2 separate regions of the Homo sapiens genome follow, and region 1 is linked to region 2. Evidence: chromatin loops called from intact Hi-C (ENCODE). Cell type or tissue: endothelial cell of umbilical vein. All regions are shown on one strand. Each heading gives the region's core, and the rest is flanking DNA. Links, peaks and the distances in the headings are about the cores only. Region 1 has its middle 69 kb from the start of RFX3-DT. Region 2 overlaps GLIS3 (GLIS family zinc finger 3).

What was found. Hi-C counts contacts between places; a loop is a spot of excess contacts. Peaks named below come from ENCODE experiments on the same cell type or tissue, not always from the same donor. Only the 100,000 strongest peaks of a DNase experiment are listed, where the experiment ranks them.
Region 1: it touches region 2 in a loop (11-fold over the local background); 5 of 110 quality-filtered maps call a loop at or near these places.

The regions. Positions count from the first base shown.
Region 1 is chr9:3,735,350-3,738,273 of GRCh38, reverse strand. No RefSeq gene overlaps it. Among named protein-coding and RNA genes, the nearest start is that of RFX3-DT, 69 kb to the right of the region's middle. In endothelial cell of umbilical vein, for the core only: no CTCF peak of the experiment used is centred there; no DNase peak of the experiment used is centred there.
Region 2 is chr9:3,991,786-3,994,709 of GRCh38, reverse strand. All of the region lies in intron 4 of GLIS3 (GLIS family zinc finger 3), which reads left to right. It overlaps LOC105375964 (a long non-coding RNA gene), which reads right to left. Exons shown (of 3, transcript XR_007061399.1): 3 at 204-761. Among named protein-coding and RNA genes, the nearest start is that of GLIS3-AS1, 95 kb to the right of the region's middle. In endothelial cell of umbilical vein, for the core only: no CTCF peak of the experiment used is centred there; a DNase peak (open chromatin) is centred at 1,569.

The sequences.
Region 1 (2,924 bases), core at 101-2,600, 260 kb after region 2:
ATTAAATAATCAGCACTTAACTCATTCTTGGCAAAAAAACCCTAATAAATAATGGATATTATAACCTAAATTACATTAAATATAAAATAAAATATGCTTTCACAATTTTAGTATCATTTTTCATGGTAAAATTCCACTCAAAACTTCCCCCTTACCATTCACTATAAAAACTTGGTCTCTGCTTTAAGTAGATTTGCTTTAAAATATTGAGGGAAACAGATATCAAGAGAGTAACGTGTTGTTTTGTATAATACCTAAATCCTGCTCAGGAGAAACTTCCAGTTACCTCCCAATATCTAGTCTTTTCTTCTCCAGTAGGAACAGAAATCTGAGTTTTAGCTGGGCCAGTGTTGTCCAGATAATAGCTACATTTCCTGGTCTTCTTTGAATTTATAGTCTGATGAGATGTAATACAAGTGTTTTGTGAGAGTTCTAGCAAAGCTACTTAAAAGTGGAGAGGTGTGCCTTTTTCTTTCCTTCCTTCTTCCTGCCATCCTGGAGTAGGCAGGAGCTCCAGCAGTCATCTTGGACCAAGAGGGGAAAACCACATACTGAGGATGGTGAAAAGGAAAAGTAGACATCTGTACCCTTGAAATCACCATGGAGTTTTCATACCAGTCCCCAAATACGTACCTTTGGATTTTGTTATATGACAAATAATTATTCTATCAAAACTCCTGTTATTTGGGGGTTTTCTGGTGTTTACAGCACAATTCTATCTCACATACCCTTTACCTTTTGCTGAAAATATATTACTAATTTTTGAAGTGCATGTTCACGCATTACTTTGGACTATTAGGGTAGGGGAAGTGGAGTAGTGACGTGTGGGGGTGGGGAAGGAAAAGTCTCAGGTTTGCTTCTAAGTAGACTTGCAAAAAGGAAGATAGTCATATTTAGTCATCTGATTTAGCTTTGAGTATAAATGTACTCAATAGGTTGCTTTTGTAGATTATTTGCATCTTATTTTGTTATCTTTAGTCCACCATGTTTGATTAAGTAAGAAGAGCCTTTGTGATTATCCAATGCAATATCTGTCTACTTCAGGAATCTTCTCTACAACACCCCTGTTGCGCCATCCACCCTCTGCTAAAAGACATTGGTAAGAAAATATTTAAGGTCTAAGACACCCAATCAATTGATAAGAAGGACTTCCTTGTGCTGATGCTGCACCTGCCTATTCAAAACTTCTGTCCACCAGGTCATGGTTCTACAGAGCTGAACTTCCTCTCAATAGCTCCTGTGGCTATTTAAGAAAACTATAATAGTATGTTGCCTAAACGTCTTCTCAGCTTTAGGCTAACCAACCCAGTTCTTTCAATTATTCTTCTTTTCAGGTAGTTCCTGGATCTCTCTATTGCTCACTGACACATTTTAGATTGTCAACAGTCTTCTTTGCTAAAACTCATTTTGTTATTCTGTGTCTCACAGAAAGCAGAGGCACATCATCTGCTATCATGACACTTTCATAATCGATGGCTATGATCTCTGCCCTCTGCAACCTTCTGTTCTCCTCACAAAACAGAAACTTACTCATTTTCCTCATAGTTCCTTAAAGCCCCTTAAAAAACACTTAATCTCTTTCAAATAGGAGGCACAGAAACACCCTCCAAAACAAAAACAAACAAGCAAACACACAATAACTTGATAGAGAGAAAAGAATTTTGAAATACATTCCAAAGTATTTAAGCCCCCCAAATTAAAATGAATTAAGACATATGCAAATAGATCATGTTCCCAATAGTTTCTCCTGAACACACACACACACACACGCACACGCGCACACACTAGCAGCAACTAGTAAAGCCTTTTGCAACTTGCGGTGTTTCCCAATCATCTAAATATAAGAAGCTATGAGCAGCTCCAGGCTGCCTTATCTCTCTCACAGATATCTGCCTCCTCTTGGTCCTGGGATTAAATCTTCTCTAGATCACTATCTCACCCTTCAGCTATTCAGTTCCCCATTGACAATGTAAATGTCACTTTGAAATAACTGTCCCTGTGACTTACTTTGAGGATGCTTGAAAAAGTAGTGCTTTTGCAGAAGTTGACGTTGGGTTATATTATTTCACATAAAACAGAATGTGGTCAGTGGGCAAATTCTGCTTCTTAAGGGTGTTCTAGTTCCTTTTAAGAAAGATTTTATGCCAAGAGAAAATAAAAAGTAACTGACCTTACCTTGGGCCACCCCTCCTTTTTTCATGATTGTAACATCCATATTATGTCAGGAGGCTAACAGGTCATAGGTAGTGGTGTTTTTTTTAACTAAAAATTAGTGTCCTCCACTGTTGTACATTTTGGCCAAATGTTTGTTCCACACTGGTGTGGAGTGGAGATTTCTGATTCTCAGAAGGCCTTGCCTAACTGTTCACCATCTTCTATCAGCTCTCACAACCCTCTCTTAATAACAAACCTTGGCCGGGCATGGTGGCTCATGCCTGTAATCCCAGCACTTTGGGAGGCCAAGGCGGGTAGATCACCTGAGGTCAGGAGTTCGAGACCAGCCTGACCAACATGGTGAAACCCCGTCTCTACTAAAAATACAAAATTAGCTGGGTGTGGTGGTGCATGCCTGTAATCCCAGCTACTCTGGAGGCTGAGGCAGGAGAATCACTTGAACCCAGGAGGTGGAGGTTGCAGTGAGCCGAGATTGCACACTCTGGCCTGGGCAACAAGAGCAAAACTCGATCTCAGGAAAAAAAAAAAAAAAAAAAAAGCCTTGGTAAACCTCTTCTTTTGTTGACACAACCATGGTCCCCATGTGTCCCATGGTATTTTTATAGCATTCCTGACAAGTCTATAAGAAAACGACCAGTAACCTTTGGAGAGAGGAGTCCTAACTGCTACCATGTGCCCTGGGTTATCTCAAGAATGTTCAGAGCTAAATTTACCACCTGTGCCATCTGTCATAGTTGACTCCCTCCTCA
Region 2 (2,924 bases), core at 333-2,832:
GGTGGCAGGGTTGAGCACAGGCTGACATCAGGGAGAGGCTAGAGGTCAGGAGGCAGGTTTTAGTTCTGTTAATTTATTCACACAGTAATGTAGAAATTCCATGTAAATACTTAGATCTCATTATACAGGCAAGTTATGCAAAAACTCAAAAACATATTTTAATAATTATTAGTTATGGAAATAGTTGTTTACTCTTTGTGGTGTTTTAAGCTAGGTTTGTGAGTCAGAGCTTATTTTCAGTCTCACTTTAAAGAAGACATACGCTTGCCAAATCCTGAGTGAGAAAAATGAATCCCAAATCAAGGTGTAGGTGTCAAAACTGCAGCCTCTCTTGCCAGCATTCCTTATTTGCCAAATATTTTCAACCTAAAGAGGGCAGCTGTGCCCGTTCCAGGCCATGGGCTGTACTGTGAAATGGCAATTGAAGTGGCTTTGTATTTTTCAATGTAAAGGGTAATGAGACCATAATGAGAAACTACCGGCTGCATCAGTTTCATAGATCCAACAGGTGCTTTTTTAAAAGGCAGATTTATATGATCCGAAGAGAAACCAGAGTATAAAGCAGGTGGTTCTTTGGAACAGCAGTTCTCAAAGTGTGGTCCTAGACCATGGAACTTTTAAAAAATGCAGATTCTTTGGTCCAACCCAGACCTTCTCAGTCAGCAAACTCTGAGGGTGGGACGCAGAAATCTGTGTTTTAACAAGCTCTCTGGATGACTCTGATGCGTAGTAGAGGTTAGAAATGACTGCTCCTGGGAAGCCTGGGTTAGAACAGAAAGGAAGTGAGTGTTCAGAAAAGATAAGGCAAAATTTTCTTTGTCAAAATACTTTTAAAATGTAGCACTGCAAATTATTTATAACAGAAAAAAAATGACAATTTTTGTGACACCAGCAGTAATACAACAGTAGGCCAATAGTAATCTAGCAGTAGGCCAATATTAAATGAATTATGGTATAGCCATTTGCTAAAATCATGCAATCATCAACATTATTTAATAATATTTAGTAATGAGGAAAATCTTATGATAGAATGTTTAAATGAATGTTGATATATACAAACAAATATGCTTATGATGGCATATGTAGGCATATGTGGACATTCATTAGGAACCTAGGGAATTCCTTACTTGTCCCTGGAAATACCTGAAAATGGTGTATGTTAGTTTTCCTCAGATAGTGGACTTATTGTGGATTTTTACATATACATGAAATGTACATATACATTCATACTTATACATATTTCTAAATTGTCTATATGATAAAAAGTTTATCATATTTGACTTGGTACTAATAGTATTTTATTAACAAATTTCATAAAATACTACTAATATTAACGAGAAAATAAGCTACTTTTAAAGTGGTAGTTGAATTCCACTGAATTTCAGGCTTCAGAAGATTAAAGATTACACCTGCCTCTCTGACTGCCCTCGGAACTGTCAGGGGAAGCAGCAGTACAAAGAGATCCTGATCTGACAAACAGTATGAGGCAATGGCAGAGTCAGGTATGTTGTCAGTGGGTTTTAATCTGGAATATTTTCAGGCCAGTTCATGACACTGTTGACTGGCCATGAATCTTGAAAGCTTGAGAGCTGGAGTGAGAACACAGGAAATGCAAAAACCTTTTTCCCCACCATCCTGTAGCTCAGAAAATCCCCAACATCTGGCTCACGTGTAAAGCCAGGAAAGATATGATTTACCCTGGCAGCCGGCCTTACTGAGAGCCTTAGCTGGTTGGCTCCATGTCACACAAGAAAAACACCCTATAAGGATTTGCTGAGGATTTTATTCACAAGTGGAAAATCTTCATACACCTCAAACGAAACTAAAGAAAATGTTGTATGATACCTCCTGAGGGATAAAAGTGTTTGACCTTATCAGAATTGGTCATGGTAGAGATTATTAGATGTCACACTGTCTGATCTTTTGTTTTCCACCAGCCAAATTAAAACTGGAAAAGTACTGAGAGAGGGATACCTTTACAAAGGTAGTGAAGACACTGTTAATTTTTTGTTTTTACTCTTACGATGAAAATTTTTAAAAAATTGTCAAAAGTTGAAAAAACAGTTATGTTGAATAAGTCCATCATCCAGCTTTAATACTGTTTACTCCTTAATAATGGAAATAAATACAGTTGTTCATATTGAGTTTCTGGGAATAACTGTACCAACTCTATCTCATAAACAACCATCTCCTCCTTTACGCTGAGGATTTGCTTTAGTACCTGTGTGCATTCACTGTTTATGCATGAGGAGGAAGGGAAATGCAGTTTTTTTGAACTCTTCTCAGCAGAACCTTTAACAAGGAAACACATTTCTTTATTGCCCTCATTCCCAAGAGAAGCAACTATCATTACACAGACAAGTCATTTTTATTATTTCCTTTTATTTGCTTTCTTTAGTTTTCTTTCACATTTCATATAACTGAAATGAATCACTTTTTCCCCAAAAAATTACTTCTGGAAAACATATTTTTTTACACTAAGCATTAGTCTAGGCACTGTATAAAGTGAAAATAAATGCCACTACTCCTTGTCCTCCAAATGTTACATTCTAACATCATTTGTTGTGACTGTGACAGGAACAGACAGAGCTGCCCTAAAGCAGAGTTTTAAATGGGGAATCTTATTTTCTTACTTACTCTATATTATAAAATCTGACTTCAGTTTGTCTAAAAGTAATTGGCCTTAAGATACAGTGTCTCATTTAAAAATTCAGCCTACTGGCCGGGCAGGGTGGCTCATGCCTGTAATCCCAGCACTTTGGGAGGCCGAGGCGGGCGGATCACGAAGTCAGGAGATCAAGACTGTCCTGGCCAATACGGTGAAACCCCGTCTCTACTAAAAATACAAAAAATTAGCCAGGCATGGTTGCAGGCGCCTGTAGTCCCAGCTACTCGGGAGGCTGAGGCAGGAGAATGGCATGAAG